Linked DNA regions of Homo sapiens: all the other regions are linked to region 3. A link is a contact called in ENCODE Hi-C or POLR2A ChIA-PET data. All regions are on one chromosome and are shown on one strand. Each heading gives the region's core, a stretch centred on a gene start or an enhancer-like site at or near the end of the contact. The rest is flanking DNA. Distances are from core to core; before and after follow the strand shown.

Region 1 (2,723 bases), core at 213-2,712, 7.8 Mb after region 3:
AGAAATAATAAACCTCAATGTCAAAATTGTTGGGAAGCTCTTCTCTAGAATTTATCTCACAGAAATTGGGAGGTCCTCTAATTCGATAAAATCTTTCAAATTGAAACCCAATCTAAAGTACTTCAGAGTATATGTTTGTTGTTGTTGTTGTTGAGAAAGTCTCGCTCTGTTCCCCAGGCTGAGTGCAGTGGCGCAATCTTGACTCACCACAACCGCCGCCTCCCGGGTTCAAGCAATTCTCCTGCCTCAGCCTCCAGAGTAGCTGGGATTACAGGCGGGCGCCACCATGCCTGGCTAATTTTTGTATTTTTAGTAGAGATGGGGTGTCACCATGTTGGCCAGGCTGGTCTTGAACTCCTGACCTCGTAATCTGCCCGCTTCGGCCTCCCAAAGTGCTGGGATTACAGGTGTGAGCCACCATGCCCAGCATAGAGTATATGTTTCAAAATGTTCGTCACATTGAAACTATTCAATTATGTTAAAAAATGTAATACACTAAAACACTGCAAATGAGATTGAGACACTACTGTCCCCAAGCAGCTGGAGATGTACATAGGTGTTAATAACCTACTAGTTGGAAGGATAGTACTGTGTGTACAGTACCATTACTTTAACCTCATCATTTGCAACTGATTGCATTGCATGGACCCTCTAACTGCCTGAAAATCATGTCAGAGTTACTCCATCGACATTTGCCGAACATTTGTCATGTGGCAAAATACTTACTGTAGAAAAGTTGACACATAATAGCTCTGAGGTTTCACTAAATGAGCTTTACACACCAGGCTACAGGTACAACCCATTGATGTGTAGTCTCCAAAAAATATGGTTTATGATTTGATTAAAGAATACTGCCTCGCCAGAAGCTCCCTAAGTATAGACAAAAAGGGTTTCGTGACCAGTGAGGTGACTTGGCTTCACCGTTTGCTGTCACAGAACTATTCCGTGGAGGATTTCATAAGTAGTGAGGGAGAGGTGGAAGACCCGGCTGAAAATAAAGTGGGAGCAGCGGGTCGTGATCTGTTGGTGGCTGGGGACTCGCCTAGACGGAAGAAACACGGAATCTCTACTAAGGCTGTGGAAGGCGTCAGGGCAAACCTCAGACTCCTCTCACTGGACGCGTTCGCGCCACCTGTCAGACGGGAGGAGCCGCCAGGGATTGAGAGGGTAGGGAAGGGGTGTCCGGGGCCCCGGAAAGCGGCTGCGGGTCGCAGGTCTCCGCCCGAGAGGCGCTGGGAATGGGGCTGGGAGTGGTGGGGGCGGCGTGCTACATACCGAGGAGACTTCACGTGGTCTCTAGAGCCCTGCTAGGGGACCCGGGACGCTACCGCGCGCCCCTCCCCTGAGGTCTCAGCTCCTCCTCCCAGGCACGTGATCGCAGCCGGCTGGTAACTGCGCTCCTGCAGCGTAGCTCGCTCTGTTTCTTCCCTCCCGCCGCGGTGCCCTTCTTCTCCCCCGTTCCCATCCCTCCGCCTTCCCCCGCCTCTCCCCCCACGCCCCAATCGCGGCTTGAGATTAGAAGCGCCCGCCCCTCCACCCTTTTCTTCGCTTGCTCATTGGCTGAAGTCTCAAGGACGCGTCCCGAGGGCGGGTGGCAGCCATTGGTGGGATGAGCAATCCGAGTTCCCGGATGAGGGAACATTCTGCAGTATAAAGGGAGCAGGGAAGGCGGGAGACAGCGCAGTTTGAATCGCGGTGCGACGAAGGAGTAGGTGGTGGGATCTCACCGTGGGTCCGATTAGCCTTTTCTCTGCCTTGCTTGCTTGAGCTTCAGCGGAATTCGAAATGGTAAACTTCGCAGAGACGCTCGATGACTCCGCGGGTTTTTGCCGGCGAGAGAAAAACCCGTTACACAGAGGGATGGGGGTGAAGTGGCGACGGTTGGGAACGCGCGGAGACAGGATTTAGAAGAGTGGGGGGAGGTGTTTTGTCGGCTGCTAGCGGAGCAGCCTCGGATCTCGCGGCGGGCGGCGACGGTTGGGTGGCGCGCGCAGCGCCGCTGGGGGCCGGCGGGCGGAGGCGCGCGGCCGTGGCGAGCGCGCGGCGGGGGGCGAACGGGCGGGGTCGCCCCTGCGGCGCGCCGCGGGCCGGAGACCCCGGCAGGGTGCGGGGACGCGCTCGCGGCGGGACGCGCCGCGGTGGGGGATGGGCGCGCCGCCTTGGTAATTCTATATTCTCCGTTCCTCCTCCGCTCGCGGGCGTGTGCGCGCCGCAGGCTGGCGGTAAGGCTGGAAAGGACTCCGGAAAGGCCAAGACAAAGGCGGTTTCCCGCTCGCAGAGAGCCGGCTTGCAGGTCAGTAGTTGTTCGTGCAGTCTGGGAGTCATGATGTTTTTCTTTGCATTTCCTTTTTTGTTATTCATCGCTCTCGATGGGCGTTTTGTGTATGCGTGGGTGATGCGGTGTCGCGACTTGGGCTGCCCATACGATAAATATGGGGGGGAGGAATCACGTGTTTCGATGTCGGGACGCGTTGCTGCGCCCGTGCCCCTTGCTTTGGCGCGCATATAATTTCCCCATCTCTAGTTCTCATTTTTGTGCATTTATGTTTGTGTATGCTTAAAATTTAAGTTCCCAGTGGGCCGTATTCATCGACACCTAAAATCTAGGACGACCAGTCATGGACGTGTGGGCGCGACTGCCGCTGTGTACAGCGCAGCCATCCTGGAGTACCTCACCGCAGAGGTAAATGGGTGAACGCCTATAATCCGGAGAAGGTTTGGGG
Region 2 (2,797 bases), core at 12-2,511, 7.9 Mb after region 3:
AATACAACATAAAAAGATACAATCTCTGCAGCCTTAACACAGAGAGATTTCAACTCTATTTTGGTTTTTCTTTGGTTTCGGACATAGCCTGTGGTAGGTTGGATGCCCAGCTTTGCTATGTAATTGATGTGTGACTAGCAAGCAAGTTATTCAAACCTGTTTGGTACTTGTTTTCATCCTTTGTAAGATGAAGATGACAACAGCTCCTATGTCATTGGATTGCTATGAAGAGTTAGAGCTATTTGTCCAGGCAGAAGGTAAAGGTTTTGCCTCTCCTCATGCACAGGTGTCAAAGCCACCTTCATTGGGATATTCCCAGTGCATTAGGCAGTTTCTCTGGGAAATCCCCAATTCCTCTCTTGTGTAATACTTGTTTCTTATTAAATACCCGGATGAGTTGTCATCTGGGTCCCTTCTTAAAGACAGAGCTCCAATGACTCCACCTACCTATGCTTACCTGTTTGAAGCAGAAATTTTATCCTCTTCCTGGATTGTTGGTACTGAAAGGCTCAAAGTTGGCTCTCTGGACATACATACGATATCAAATCTCACAAATGCAGTATCAGGAGAAAGAAATATACAAGCGAGACTGTTGCAGGAACTTCCTCATTCTCTGTCTTTTGAAAAAGTCCCTCTCCCTTACAGTAGGGTAAGCTTTCTGTTTATCTTACCAGAAACACAGTCCTTTTACTGTCCCTGGGTCAGTGCTAGAAACTCTTGAACAGCGCATTTATTCATAAACCAGAGCAACATCAAGGAAGCCAGGCAACATCACCTCTATATCCCAATTCTGTCCCTCTTCTCAAAGAATGTCCAACATTTGATTTTTTTCCCTATTTTCTCAACCAACTTGTTTTCACATCTAGAAAAATAATGCCTGCTTTTCCAATGGAATTAGCCCCAGACAAGAAGATACTTAACAGATACAAATGAATAAAGTGGAAAAAAATAAATGGTTGAGGTGGCAGAGGGCAACAAGGCACTGAAGATAGTCATTAATCAAAGCATGCAGGTGGGAGTGCGGAGTCAATGTCCACCCACTAGGTACTTTGAAAGGAGATCTGCTGCCTTACCCCAAGTCCTGGAGCAGCTCAGCCTCTCCATCGGATCTGCTCCACAGATCTGAGGGATCCTGGGTGCTCATCTTCCCTTCTAGAAGTTCTGCTCTGCCCATTCGCGCCCTTCACAGAGGTAGAGAGAGAGACACAACTGGGCTGCTCCTGACACCTTCTCGCTCTGTGAGACAGCAGCCTGCTATGGCTCTGAGTCTCCAAGGCAAGGAAGTGAAACTTGGTTACTTACTCCTCCCACCAACACCACCACCCTGGCCTGGAGGCACTGGCAGGAGTGTTCTGTCAGTCAGGAAGTATGCAAACTTAGGTAGCTACCTCTGAGGACACCCACACTACATCACGCAACAGGCGGTTGCTATCAAAGGAAATGAAGAGGCAACCACCCCACCTGGGATTGGACAACAGTGCAAACTGCTTGTGTGAGGCCAAACCCTAGCTTCTCCCTAATGCTATCAGCCTCTGGTTTGTAGTGGAGGATGCGTGCACTCTTTTACCCCATCTTCTTTCTGTCTTACACACCAACACAGGGAACACTGAGGAAGCTTCTCTATCAGGAACACCTTTAGAGTGGATAGAAAAAGCAGAAGCAAACCACAAATTCGACCCTGAAGTTTGATGTTTTAGCACTTTTGCAATATTTCTGCTTGTTTACCCAGACCTTCTAATATATCCTCAATGCTCCGAATAGGGATGATTCAGAGACAATTATTGTTTCCTCCACAGAAAAAGAATTAGGAGAGGAGAAGGTAGGAAAAAGTTACAAGGGGCCATTCTGGTGCCCACCTAATGGGGCATATTAGAACTCCTGGAGTCTTTTTTTTTTTTTTTTTTTGAGACAGTCTCGCTCTGTCACTCAGTCTGGAGTGTAATGGCATGACCTGAGATCACTGCAACCTCCACCTCCCAGGGTTCAAGTGATTCTTCTGCCTCAGCCTCCCAAGTAGCTGGTATTACAGGCACCCGTCATCATGCTCTGCTAATTTTTGTGTTTTTATAGAGACAGGGTTTCACCCTCAGGTGATACACTCACCTCGGCCTCCCAAAGTGCTGGGCTTATAGGCATGAGCCACTGCACCTGGCCTGAACTCCTAGAGTCTTTGAGTGCCACTTCCTTCATGGGCTTACTCACACCTGCATGGCTTTGTGCCCAGATTCATATGTAGAGCAGGATTCTATCTGCCTGGAATGCTAAAGGTAAATTGCAGTGACTGAATCCTTGGGAAGTGGAACAAAGTGCAGTATCAAATGAGTCAAGGACATATGTTGCTTCCTGCCTTTTCTATGTACCTACAGGTCTCTCTCTCCCTCTCCCTTTCTCTCTCTCTCTTCCTATCTCTACTCCCTGACTCATTCAGCACTCACCACAGTGCTCTGTAACTTGTTCTCACAGTGTGGCCTGAGGACTAAACAGCACAGCAGAACTGTTCCTAAAGGACTAGATGATTGCAAAAGGCTGCTGTGCAATGGTTCTATCCTTCATCTTCCTCCCTATTACCACTGTTCACCCGGGATCGGTGAGACCCGGGTAACACTGGTTGCCAGTGGGAAGTTCCTGAGTGTCTGGAGGCAGTCTGCTGAAGACTAAGCTCTGATAATACATATATAACTGACTAAATGAGCACTTAAATTCTTTTGGCTACAGTTTGCTCACAGAGAAGGACAGGGCCCACTTGAACAGAGAGGCCAGTGCAGGCCAGGGAGATACTGAATATGCATACAGCAGT
Region 3 (2,904 bases), core at 33-2,532:
GGGGAAGATAACTCCTGGAGGAAACTCTGTCATGCCCCCAGCCCATCCTCCTACGAACTAGCCCTGGAATAATTAGGTGAATTTGAAAATGTCCTCCGTAGGCGGGAGTTCTATTCGGGGTTACCTGCGGCCTCCCCGGTCCTGGATTTCAGTCCTCTAGGTATTTCCTGAGTAGCTCTTAATAATACAGAAGCCCCTTTCCGGTGTAGGTCGGTAAGAAGCACTGCACAGAAATCTGATGCGAAGTGGGGTCTCCTAGCGGAGAGGGAGGCACCTTATAAGTAATCACTAATCCAGGTTGAGATATTAATTATTGATGTCAAGAAATCGGGCTTTTATTATATCTTTTTAAAAACTGTGTCTTGAGGCCAGGCGCTGTCGCTCACGCCTGGAATCCCAGCACTTTGGGAAGCTGAGGCGGGCGGATCATGAGGTCAGGAATTCGAGACCAGCCTGGCCAACATAGTGAAACCCCGTCTCTACTAAAAATACAAAAATTAGCCGGGCGTGGTGGCACACGCCTGTAGTCCCAGCTACTCGGGAGGCTGAGGCAGGAGAATCGCTTGAACCCGGGAGGCAGAGGTTGCGGTGAGCCGAGATCCTACTACTGCACTCCAGCCTGGGCGACAGAGCAAGACTCCGTCTCAAAAAAAGAAAAAAAATTGTGTCTTGAGTAGAATTTTAATGTGGAGAATGAGCTGTTCGGTAAATCAATTCTTCCCTTTGCAAAGCTGTAAAACATTTAAAACATTTGGCCAGGGTGACATGGGCACAGAAGGGGCAGACAGGAGGTCGGCAGCCAGGTCTGTGGAGGAGTAGCCACAGGTGCAAGAGGCCGCGTCAGCGTCCTCCCAATCAGCCTCTGCTGAGGGAGTGCCGCGCGCGGCGAGCCGCGCACTCCCCTTGCCTTTCTCCCGGCGGCTGGTACTCGCTCTTAGAGATCTGCGTTAGCTCAGAGCTAGGCTCGGTGCCGCAGAGGCACCTGAGGTTCCACGACTGCATTCCAGGCCCCGCCCCTTCATCGGGATCTGGAAGGAGGAGCGCCGTGCGCGCCCGCGCCGGCGCGAGCGCTGAAGCTCCGCCCCCAGCTTCTACCTCCGGTTCTATCCCGGCGTTTCGCCCTTCCCCACAGACCTCTGCCCCGGACCCATTTCCGAGGCGCGCCGCATGCGCCGCGCAACCCAGGCCACGAGCACGGGCGCGTGCTTAAGTCAGCGCGCGCCCGCTCCGACGCGAGGAGGCCCCGCCCTCCAGCCCCGCCCCGCTCGCTGGCCTGCCCTCCTCTTGCTACCCTCCCGGCGCAGAGAACCCCGGCTGCTCAGCGCGCTCCGCGGTCATGGAGATCCCCGGGAGCCTGTGCAAGAAAGTCAAACTGAGCAATAACGCGCAGAACTGGGTAAGCTGGGGACGAAGGCGAGACGGCGAGGAGCGGAGGGGCTGTGGGAGCAGCTCGTTCCGGAGCCGCCGCCTCTCTCCCGCCTCCTCCGCATCCATCCTTCCAGGAGCGCGGAGGTGGGTTCCGGGGCTGCGGCGCCTCCCGGCTGGGGCCGTGGGTGGTTGCGAGGCAGAGGGGCGCGGCGCAGGGTGGGGATCTCGCCCTAGCTTGGCGCAGCGTGCGGTCCGAGCCACCGTTCGTGGGAAGAACGCCCCCCCTCCCCAGCGCCTCCGCTCAGGTAAGACCCCCAGGAAAATCCTTCACCCGTGAACTGGCGCTTGCTGAAACCTCCGGGTGCTGAAACCTGCGGCTGCAGAAACAGGAGCTTCCTGCATACCTTGGAGTGGCCTGAAGATGTGCAGAGAAGGCGGAGGCGGGCGCCTTCGACGCGTTCTTGGTTTTTCTTGGCTCTGCCAGTGCGGTTGGCCCAGGTTTGGGTCCATCTCCGTGTCTTTCCATTTCTGAGTTTCAGTGTGAAAGGAGAGTACCCAACAATGTGGTCATTCATGAGTTGAGACTGCCCTGAACTGAGGTTCTTTGTGTCTCTGTGTTAAATCGGAATGTTTAACAAGTAGGAGTTTGGAAGACTCCATTCCTGGTGACAGTCAGGTATGGGACCAGTCCTTTATAACGTTTAGTAATGACTGCCAGTTGACTTTGTAAAGTGCTGTGTCCTCATAACGTTGCTTACTTCCTTAATTTCTCTGTGATGAGAAAGAGCCTTATCTTCCTTTGTAAGTGTGCAGCAGGGAAGGGCCCATCTTTGGAGTCTGGAAAGGCACTGGTTTAAGTTTAGACGGAAACGTTATTTCACAGTCCAATGGAATAATAAGGTTTAAATGCAATGTCTCCCAAAACGTTACTTGCCCTAGATGAATCAAAGAAAAAAAAAACAAGCAATTTCAGGCAAATGTTCTTTGGAAGTCATTAATTTACCACATCTGTTGTTATTGTTATCATGAGTTGTTTACTGATTCCTCTCTCCTTTTATTTAACTCTATAGATGGTAAGGAGGGGAAGGAGATTTAAAAGATGAATTAGAACAGTGGAAAGAGCGCTGGACTCCTGGCCTGGTCTCTCATCCCAGCTTTGCCATTTACTAGCTGTGTGATCTTGAGGAGAGTCACTTTACTTTTTCGAACCTCAGTTGACTTAAGGGTATAATAGTATGTACTTCACGGGATTGTTTTGATGAACAAAGAAGACAGATCATGAATTTGAATGTGCGGTGAAACCACTGCCTTGAAACTCAGACTCAGTTTCGCTTCTCTTACCTTAAGGTGTTTCACGGTTAGGGAAATAAGGTTGGCTTACTTGGGGTATTTACAGATGATTTCTGTTACATTGTCCATTTATGTACTCATTTATTTATTAACATTTGCCACATGGTGCGTATTCTATGTAGAGACTTGTGCTAGACATGGTGGTGAAAAATGTGGGACTTACTGCTTGCCTTCTGGTAGTTCATG
Region 4 (2,962 bases), core at 339-2,838, 8.6 Mb after region 3:
ATCACTAACAGGGCATTCCTTTTTAAGTATTAGATTCAAGGGCCTGGCATCAAAGAAATCAGATGGGAGGCTCTTTCAGTAATCCTGTAAGAAATTATGAAAGCCTGAACTAATACAGCAGCAGTGGGGAGAGAGAGGCACAAGACCAGAGAGATATTTAGGGCTTGGTGACAAACTGAATGCAGGGACCGAGGGAGAGGGAGAAGTTGTGACTCTCATGTTTCTGGCTAGGGTAAGTATGTGGAGAGTGTCAACACACAGAGGAAAGAGTCCCTATAAGGAGAAAATATTAATAGGAGTTTTAGGAGTTGCATTCGATTGTGAGATATCCTAATGGAGACAGAAATCCAGTAGGCAGTTACATGTCCAAGTCTGGAGTTTAGGGGAGCCATCCTGATTGGAGATAATAATCTGGTAGTCATCTTTCCATAAATAGACGTTAAAAGCCAAAGTGTGAGTGAGAGAGTGGAGTGAAAGGACGGAAAGACTTTGGACAATCTTACCATATGTACCCGGAAAAGAGCCAAGAAAAAGACTGAAAGACAGAAAAGAGCAGTGTGTCTGACAGAGCTATTTTAACAAAATTCAGCGTTTACAACAGAGTTTAAGAGTAAACTGGCAGGCCAGGTGCGGTGGCTCATGCCCGTAATCCCAGCACTTTGGGAGGCTGAGGTGGGTGAATCACTTGAGGTTAGGAGTTCAAGACCAGACTGGCATACATGGTGAGACCAACCCCCTGCCCCCACTCCCAATCTCTACTAAAAATACAAAATTGAGCCAGCGTGGTGGCGTGTGCCTGTGATCCCAACTACTCAGGAGGCTGAGGCACGAGAATCACTTGAACCTAGGAGGCGGAGGTTGCAGTGACCCGAGATCGCGCCACTGCACTCCAGCCTGGGCGACAGTGCGAGACTCCGTCTCAAACAAACAAAGAAAGAGTAAACCGACAAATACTACATTCTCTCTCTCTACACTCTGGCCCACTCTTAACACAAAAAACTGTCCAGGATCAGGAGACTTTTTGTTCTCCTCATCTCCTCCTTCCAAAGTTCTCTGCCCACGTTCTACTGTCTCCCCAAAATCCTACCTACCCTTCAGGAACTGCTGGAATGGGAGCTTGGGAAGTTTCAGCAAACTCCTCTCTCCTCCTTTGTGGCCCCTTTATTCCCAAAGCTGTGTCCTCTCCCTATGACGAGTCCCTTGAGGGGCTGTATCTTACTCCTTGTGTCTCCAAGCACACATAATGTGTATTAGGGGAGGAAGCATTCGCCAGTGGAGCACAAAGCTGTTGCAGGTCTCTTACTGGTTCTCAGGCGCTTTCAGTGAAATTCCCGTTCCCTCACCGTCCACATCTGTAATTTGCAAGTCTTATCTACGATAACTGCTGTAAAGTTACACGGGGAAGCCCTTTCCCGACAAAAAAAACGAGTTCTGCAACAAGTCCGTCGGATTTTAGCAATGAAACCGGCGCCGTGCAGCCTCGCCGGCGAGTGCACCCTGGAACGCACAACTTAGCGGCACGCACCACAGCTCGAGCACCGCCCTTCCGGTTGGAGCCATTGCAAGCCCCCCCCACGCCCCGCCCCCCTCGCTAGGCGCTCGCCACGCCCATGCCTCCGTCGCTGCGCGGCCCACCCCGGATGTCAGCCCCCCGCGCCGACCAGAATCCGTGAACATGGCGAACGAGGTAGGGCCCGTTGAGCGGAGGGCCCTGAGTCCAAGGGAGGGAGTGCATGGCATGGGACTAGGCTGCTATCCTCGGGGGCGCGCGAGGCTCGGCGCCCAAGACGGGATCTGGCTCTTGGTTCTGAAACTGGGCCCCCAGCGAGCGGCTCAGAGGGGCAGAAAGAGAAGGAAGCTTTGTCTCGGCTCTTCAGTTGGGAAGCAGCTTTCTTTGCTGCTTCTGGGACAGTCGGAACGGGGTGGGGGGGTGGGAGAGCCGGAGAGTGGGGGGCAGGGGCTGGTCAGGTCGGTATCCCAGTGGAAATGGCTTAGGAGCGGCCACGCATTGCTTCTTACACGAAATTAAGTAACTCGCTCTGGGTCATTCTTGCAGCTTGCATACTTGGCAGAGCTGCAGCCAGATCCCGTGCTTCTAACTCCTAGGTTGCTTGTGTTGCATAATTGAGCCTACGCCTTAATTATTGTGCCTCCAAGGAGTGTATTTTGGAAAGACCCCTACGTCCCTTTCAGAAACATTTTCGAGCACTTAAATACCAAGAGATTTATATTCCCTCTAGTCCTCACGTAACAAACACCTCTGCGAGGTGTTATCCCCATCTTACCAAAAACTGAGGTTTGAGGTTGGTTGTGCTTGGTCACACCAACGATGGCGAGCTGGGATTCCGACCCAGGTCTGCTCCTCTATGACAAATTCATAAAATACAAATTAGACAGTAAAGAAAGGCAGAAATTACGAATAACATACTCAGTCTAAAGTTGCTGATTATTTTAATGTTTTGCAATTTTGGACATTTTCTAGTAAGACAAATGGCCTTAAACATATTGGAGTTTGAAAGAAATAAACTCTAAACAGTCTTTCAGACTTAAACTGGTAGTTGCTTTTCCTTATTACTGAGTGTCTTTATTCAGAGAAGGTGAAAGATTATAATTGTTACTATAGTTCAAATGTTGAAGTAGGGCCATTTCCCGCGGATTTAGAGTGGGGCTTTGTTTTGCTTAGAATTGTCAGTAAAAGGAAAAGGTTAGGCTCCATTAAGACATTTTTTAAAGGGGAGCAGGCCATCAAATTTAGTATTCTTGTTTCTTTGGATTCCTATGTTGCATAACTTAATTGTTAGTATTCTGAATCTGACTTGTGGAGTTGAAATTTATGGCACATTGAAATGAAAAAGGTTCTAATGCAGTGTCTGATTCTTTGTACTATGAGATTTAATATCTGCAATTTAATTTTAAAAACGATCATTTCCACATTTCCAACCTCACCAATTTACAGAGGCCA
Region 5 (2,700 bases), core at 106-2,605, 5.4 Mb after region 3:
CTAGATCCTTAGCCTCTGGGAATGTTCTCTACCTGTCTCTTTCTTCTGCAGTTATGTCTTTAGGTTCCTCTTCTAAGATTAAGATTTTTTCCCTTTCCCCATCTTTTCCCCTTTGTCTAGACTTAATGTCTCTTTAAAATGTGCTATTTTAGGAGGCTGTGCATTCTCCTGATGAAAGGCAAGAACGGCATCTTGTATTCTTTTTATTGTCCTTAGTCACGTGAATGCAAAATGTCTGAGACAGGTCTCAGTCAATTTAGAAAGTTTATTTTGGCAAGGTTAAGGATGTGCCCCTGACACAGCCTCAGGAAGTCCTGAGACATGTGCCCAAGGTGGTCGGGGGTACAGTTTGCTTTTATATATTTTAGAGAGACATGAGACATCAATCAATATGTGTAAGATGTACATTGGTTCAGTCCAGTAAGGTGAGACAATTGGAAGTGGGGGCTTCCAGGTTAGAAGTATAATAGACAAGAGACAAAAGGTTGCATTCTTTTGAGGCCATGATCAGCCTTCCACTCAATAGACAGTTTAGTCTGGCCCAGTGAATCTGCATTTTTTGCATAAACGATGGAGAAGAGAAAGCAATCAGATATGCATTTGTCTCAGGTGAGCCTCAGAGGGATGAATTTGAATAGAATGGCAGGCAGGTTTGCCCTAAGCTGGTCCCTTCTTGATGTTTCCCTTTAGCTTGGTGATTTTGAAGTCTCAAGATTTATTTTCCTTTCACAGCCATCTAACAGTGAAGCATGGTTTCACTTTACACTTGAACCACTATATCCACCAGATACAAACTTTGCCTCAAACACCACACTCACTTTACACAAACCTGTTGACATCACACCTAAGTCAGCTTTTCTTGAGCTCCCATATGAACAAATAAACATTCCTCTGATCTGCGGATATCCCGCCAGGAAGGGCCGGCTTGGGCAGTGCTGGCTCAGCTAGCCCGCCACCGCTACCATTGGATTTCCTCTTTCTCCTCTGATTTTAAGAAGTGAGAAAAAAAAGCAATTCCTGTTAATTATGTAGACAATGCAAGGGTCTCCAGGCTCCATTTCAGCAAGTTGGTTTCATCAAGATCACGAAAAGATGCATGCGTCCCCGAGACCAGAGAGGAGTTAGGGACCCCGACACGGAGGTGGCATCAGGTAACCCTCAGGAGTGAGGGTGGGGAAGAGGGCATGGCTGATGCTGGGAATGAGCAGCGCCCGCGGAGGGAAGGCCGGCGGTCCTGCGCCCCGGCGTGGACGCGCGCGGGAGTTCAGGCTGGGGAAATGGGTCACCACGTGCTACGGAGGCGGGGACAGGGCCCTCCTCCCCTTATTTGTAAAGAGCGCCGGAGCGGATCGCGGAGTTTCACCGCGGACCTGTCAGAGATACAGAGGTTGTGGGGGCGGGAGACAGAAAGAGAGAGAGATCCAGAGACCGAGTCTTACGTTGACACGCAGAGAGAAAGACGCAGAGACAGACAAACAAACAGATAGGAGAGGTGAGAGGCCAGCGAGTGCTTCCGATTAACTTGCCAAGCTCAGAGAAGATCCGGGGAGAGGGAGGGTCCCCTTTAAACGCGCAATCCCCAGGACTCCGGAAGAGCCCTTTTCTGCAGCTCCTTGGGGACTGCACGTCTCACTTCTAAGTTTGCGGCGGAGAGAATAAAGCAGAAAGACAGGAAGAGGAGGTGGAGTTCTACAGTTAGTGTGGTTTTAGTTTTTCCTAAGAAGTGGCGTGGTTTGGGGCTTTATATCCGGGAGGAGCATATGTACGCAAATCCTGGGGCGTTTGCAAACCCGGATCCGGGGCGTCTGGCCCCATGCCCGGCCGGGCGTTTGAGGGCTACTGCCACGCAGCGTTTCTGGAGCCTGCCGGCTGGTGCCCTGGTGGCCTTTATCTCTGTCCCCCTTTGTCCTCTTTATCTCAGGCTCTCCAGGAGGCCGGGGGGCCCACTCCGCCTATCGCTCCCCTCGGCTACGCTGCCACTTCAATGCCCCGCAGGTCGCGAGCTGCTGTTCTTTCGAAGGCGTCGGAGAACCAGGGGCGTCCCGCGCCACCTCTGACTCGGAGCAGCGCCGAGCACTGACGCTCCCGCCCTTGGGCAAGGACGCCAGTGCGCCCGCGCGCGTCCCTCTGCGCGGCAGCCCGTCGCGGGCCCTCAAGGGGAAGCCCAGGCCAGGATGGCCCCGGGTCGCGCGGTGGCCGGGCTCCTGTTGCTGGCGGCCGCCGGCCTCGGAGGAGTGGCGGAGGGGCCAGGGCTAGCCTTCAGCGAGGATGTGCTGAGCGTGTTCGGCGCGAATCTGAGCCTGTCGGCGGCGCAGCTCCAGCACTTGCTGGAGCAGATGGGAGCCGCCTCCCGCGTGGGCGTCCCGGAGCCTGGCCAGCTGCACTTCAACCAGGTAAGGCCGCCAGGTCCGGGCAGCCCTCCGTACTGTGGGTGTCCCTAGACTTCACTTTGTATATGAGCCGTTTTTATTTGGGAAAAGTGCAGGAGAAAGAATCTTGTTATATTTCTCAAGTAGAAGGCGGTATCTGGTGACACTTGCTTTTCACTAGACGAGGCTGAAGGATTAAAAGGTTAACGTTGTTAAGGGATTTGGCAGCCGGAAACTGCAGTTTTACGCCTGATGAACTGAGAGGTCCGACTCTGGTGATTTTAACATTTTATAGAAAACTTTATGAAGTAGTTGAGGGTGTGACGCCACT
Region 6 (3,002 bases), core at 335-2,834, 8.2 Mb after region 3:
AAGCACAGAGAGCATGATTTCGTCATTTCTGTATCACCAATACTAAGACAAAACGCATAGAACTCGATACATGTGTCAAATAAATAAATACATAAATTTTACAAATCAATGAAAATATTGTTTCACATGATTTCACCGTCTTAAACTTTCTATATGTTTCAATTTTTTGTTAAATTGACTTTTGCTGGTGCTCTTTTGGTGCTTACTTTGGATTAATAATAGAATCATTTTAAATTTTGCACCAAATGACTACAAAGTTAAATGTCTATGTCAAAAGAAAATTTATTGACTTCATTATTAGAATATGAAGTGGTTTTTTTTGCTTTAAAACTTTGTTTAAAATATCTAAGGAGGCCAGGTATTAACTCTGAAAAAACTGTATAATTATTTATAAAACAGATCCCATAGGAGCAACTGAACAGCTGTGGAAAGATTTGGCACATCACTTTGCCAGCCTGAATTTAATGACCTACATGTGAAGGGCTACATATCCAATTACTAATCCTCCCTCAGCTACTCTTTGCCCTCATATGGAGGCAGCTGAAAAAAGATGCCCTACTAACAGATCAGAAGTGGATCCAGACTTTTTTGCCAGTGCTCAGTTAACAAAGATCTTTTAGGTTTGAGATGAGGAAGAAACAGAAGAGGGACTCACAACAGTGTTATAGCTGATACAGTGTTTCAAGTAAAATTTAAGGGCTTATGGCAAGAGTGACTTTAGTTTTGTAACTAAAGTCAAAGAAATTTCGGCTCTTTTAGAGAATCTCAAATTCTGGATTTAATTTTCTATTCACTGAAGCCTTTAAACATGTTCAAATATCTTCAAGGATAATTTACTTCAAAATTCTTTCTATATGAGAAGCCAGTCTTCTATTCAAGATGCAAACCTCATTCTTACCTTCAAATTCTGCAATAATCACCTATTAGAAGTAGAGGAGAAAAAAACTAAATAGAAAATGACAATCTACGGGGTTGTATTTCATTTCTCTCTCAGTTGACATGATCTATATATAGCAAAAGATTATATAAGGTCAAGTATTATAAACAATGAAATGTCATCTGATGTTTTGCAAAACAGCATAGGAAAAATAGCTCAAGGAATGAATAAAGAGTAAAGCTATGGCTGTTTTACTTCAGCCATAAAAAAGCCTTACAGATTCTAAATTTAAATGCATTTTATTGTGAATCTGACTCACTTTTTGAATTTAATTTTCCACTTGAGTTATGTAAAATCATGTGATATGGTAATTTTCTGTATAAATTAAAAATAATATAGGCAAGAGATGTTTTTCTCTCATTTTCAACACAGAAAAATTAGGAGCCTTTCTTCGTTGTTTTGCATTTTTAACAGTGGGACTATCTTAATTCCTTCATCCAATACTCACAAGAATATATGAATGAATACACGTCTGCAGGTACACACTTAATTCTTGAACGGGAAAAAACAGACATCACTGTAACTACCTCCCACTCCCAAAACACTAACTCCAGACCCCGCCCCGCATAAACCCCTCCCCTTTCTTCCATTGCGGGTTCGAAATGGCCGCAGTTCGATGACGTAAGACGCAACCGCCGTAGCCTCCACTGCGTAACTACCGCCCCTGCCTCTGGGAATTGAAGTTTCTGTGGAAGGAAGCGTGAGCCGTAACCAGGCCAACCCAGAAAGGCTTTCTTTCTGAGATTTCACTTCCCTGTCAACTCTTCAGCTCGGTAAGTGTCCTGGCACTGGTTGGCGCTCCCCCGCACTATGGTATTCTCTGGACGCAAAGGGGCGCGTGCCATGCAGCCCCCTACTAGCAACAAGGGCTTCCGGGGGAGAGGGGAGCAGTGGTGTGGAAGTGGTTTCCTGCGGCGCTCTTGCTGAAGGAAATGACGTCGATGACAGGCGCCCCCCGCGGCCTACCCAGCTGCTCCCTGGTTCGCCAGAGACAGCTTAATCCCGTCTCTGAAATGCGTTTGCTGGCTGGGAGCCTAGAAGGGATAGTGGGCGAGGCTCCGCCCCGTGGTGGGGCGCTTTCCGTCGGCGTGTGTTTTGGGGTTGCCATCGGCCCGTAGTATGTGAAAAGTGAGTTTGCAAAGAATCAGTGGGAAATCTGTACTCTAAAGGGCCGGAAAGCGTGTTATGGCCCTGCCACTTCGTGGCTAGAGACCGTGGGCTTTACCTCTTTAAAGCTGCCTTACCTCATTTTTCCTGCAAAGGGCTGACGTCGCTGAACTCTCTGAAATGTAGAGAGCCCGAGGGGAAGTTGCTGCAGGTGCTGTGAGCTGAGGACAGTTTTATAAAGATCGAAGTGTTACTTGATTTCACTGAAATACTTTAAATTTGGGAATTTTTCTACAGATATGAAGAGGATGGCAACACATTACTTGTCACTTTCTGAAAGAATTTCATCTGCCCCTTCCATTCCCAACCCTCTGCCCAAAAGGCTTGACAACTGAAGTGAACAAAGGGCTTTTCGCTCCTCCACGTTTAGTCCGCATGTCTTTTAAAAGGGCATTCCTGGCCGGGCGCGGTGACTCACGTCTGTAATCCCCGCACTTCGGGAGGGCAAGGCGGGTGGATCACCTGAGGTCAGGAGTTCGGGACCAGCCTGACCAACATGGTGAAACCCCGTCTCTACTGAAAATACAAAATTAGCCGGGCGTGGTGGCGCATGCCAGTAATCCCAGCTACTGGGGGGGCTGAGGCAGGAGAACTACTTGAACCCAGAAGGCGGAGGTTGCAATCAGCCGAGATTGCGCCATTGCACTCCAGCCTGGGCAACAAGAGCGAAACTCCGTCTCAAACAAACAAGAAAGGCCGGGCGCAGTGGCTCATGCCTGTAATCCCAGCACTTTGGGAAGCCGAGGCGGGTGGATCACGAGGTCAAGAGATGGAGACCATCCAGGCCAACGTGGTGAAACCCCGTCTCTACTAAAAATAACAAAAATTAGCTGGGCGTGGTAGCGCGCACCTGTAGTCCCAGCTACTCGGGAGGCTGAGGCAGGAGAATCGCTTGAAC

What was found. Hi-C counts contacts between places; a loop is a spot of excess contacts on that map. ChIA-PET counts read pairs that join two places held with the same protein, here RNA polymerase II (POLR2A). Pooled maps may share reads with other maps.
Region 1: a loop to region 3 is called in a map of CD8-positive, alpha-beta T cell, with 22 times the contacts of the local background. The contact joins the promoter of H2AZ1-DT here to the promoter of PAPSS1 in region 3. A Hi-C loop is called at or near these places in 1 of 168 maps with a recorded cell type or tissue (CD8-positive, alpha-beta T cell), 3 of 37 single-sample maps with no recorded cell type and 9 of 50 pooled maps. POLR2A ChIA-PET finds 5 or more read pairs at or near these places in 1 of 52 experiments (OCI-LY7).
Region 2: a map of CD4-positive, alpha-beta memory T cell shows a loop between it and region 3 (16-fold over the local background). The contact joins the promoter of DAPP1 here to the promoter of PAPSS1 in region 3. A Hi-C loop is called at or near these places in 1 of 168 maps with a recorded cell type or tissue (CD4-positive, alpha-beta memory T cell) and 2 of 50 pooled maps. POLR2A ChIA-PET finds 5 or more read pairs at or near these places in 1 of 52 experiments (activated CD4-positive, alpha-beta T cell).
Region 4: a pooled map shows a loop between it and region 3 (6-fold over the local background). The contact joins the promoter of ADH5 here to the promoter of PAPSS1 in region 3. A Hi-C loop is called at or near these places in 3 of 50 pooled maps. POLR2A ChIA-PET finds 5 or more read pairs at or near these places in 2 of 52 experiments (CD4-positive, alpha-beta memory T cell and activated CD8-positive, alpha-beta T cell).
Region 5: a map of CD4-positive, alpha-beta T cell shows a loop between it and region 3 (8-fold over the local background). The contact joins the promoter of SLC39A8 here to the promoter of PAPSS1 in region 3. A Hi-C loop is called at or near these places in 2 of 168 maps with a recorded cell type or tissue (CD4-positive, alpha-beta T cell and naive thymus-derived CD4-positive, alpha-beta T cell), 1 of 37 single-sample maps with no recorded cell type and 7 of 50 pooled maps.
Region 6: a map of B cell shows a loop between it and region 3 (14-fold over the local background). The contact joins the promoter of TRMT10A here to the promoter of PAPSS1 in region 3. A Hi-C loop is called at or near these places in 2 of 168 maps with a recorded cell type or tissue (B cell and naive thymus-derived CD4-positive, alpha-beta T cell) and 9 of 50 pooled maps.

The regions. Positions count from the first base shown.
Region 1 is chr4:99,949,233-99,951,955 of GRCh38, reverse strand. It overlaps H2AZ1-DT (H2AZ1 divergent transcript), which reads right to left and starts at 1,462. Exons shown (of 4, transcript NR_125923.1): 1 at 1,276-1,462. It overlaps H2AZ1 (H2A.Z variant histone 1), which reads left to right and starts at 1,681. Exons shown (of 5, transcript NM_002106.4): 1 at 1,681-1,788; 2 at 2,216-2,293; 3 at 2,570-2,683. The coding sequence starts at 1,786. RefSeq lists silencers at 1,091-1,300, 1,341-1,390, 2,051-2,100, 2,181-2,270 and enhancers at 1,212-1,816, 1,761-1,850, 2,422-2,723.
Region 2 is chr4:99,815,291-99,818,087 of GRCh38, reverse strand. It overlaps DAPP1 (dual adaptor of phosphotyrosine and 3-phosphoinositides 1), which reads right to left and starts at 1,261. Exons shown (of 9, transcript NM_014395.3): 1 at 1,074-1,261. The coding sequence starts at 1,174.
Region 3 is chr4:107,718,612-107,721,515 of GRCh38, reverse strand. PAPSS1 (3'-phosphoadenosine 5'-phosphosulfate synthase 1) reads left to right here and starts at 1,282. Exons shown (of 12, transcript NM_005443.5): 1 at 1,282-1,396. The coding sequence starts at 1,337. RefSeq lists a silencer at 1,090-1,339 and an enhancer at 1,970-2,029.
Region 4 is chr4:99,087,414-99,090,375 of GRCh38, reverse strand. It overlaps ADH5 (alcohol dehydrogenase 5 (class III), chi polypeptide), which reads left to right and starts at 1,588. Exons shown (of 9, transcript NM_000671.4): 1 at 1,588-1,687. The coding sequence starts at 1,676. It overlaps LOC100507053 (a long non-coding RNA gene), which reads right to left and starts at 1,519. Exons shown (of 10, transcript NR_037884.1): 1 at 1,092-1,519. RefSeq lists a silencer at 1,556-1,605 and a promoter at 390-1,643.
Region 5 is chr4:102,344,137-102,346,836 of GRCh38, reverse strand. It overlaps SLC39A8 (solute carrier family 39 member 8), which reads left to right and starts at 1,355. Exons shown (of 9, transcript NM_001135146.2): 1 at 1,355-1,492; 2 at 1,922-2,393. The coding sequence starts at 2,175. RefSeq lists an enhancer at 823-872 and a silencer at 2,053-2,302.
Region 6 is chr4:99,562,621-99,565,622 of GRCh38, reverse strand. It overlaps TRMT10A (tRNA methyltransferase 10A), which reads left to right and starts at 1,584. Exons shown (of 8, transcript NM_001134665.3): 1 at 1,584-1,710. It also overlaps a transcript of MTTP not described here. RefSeq lists enhancers at 1,506-1,565, 1,916-2,045, 1,281-2,480.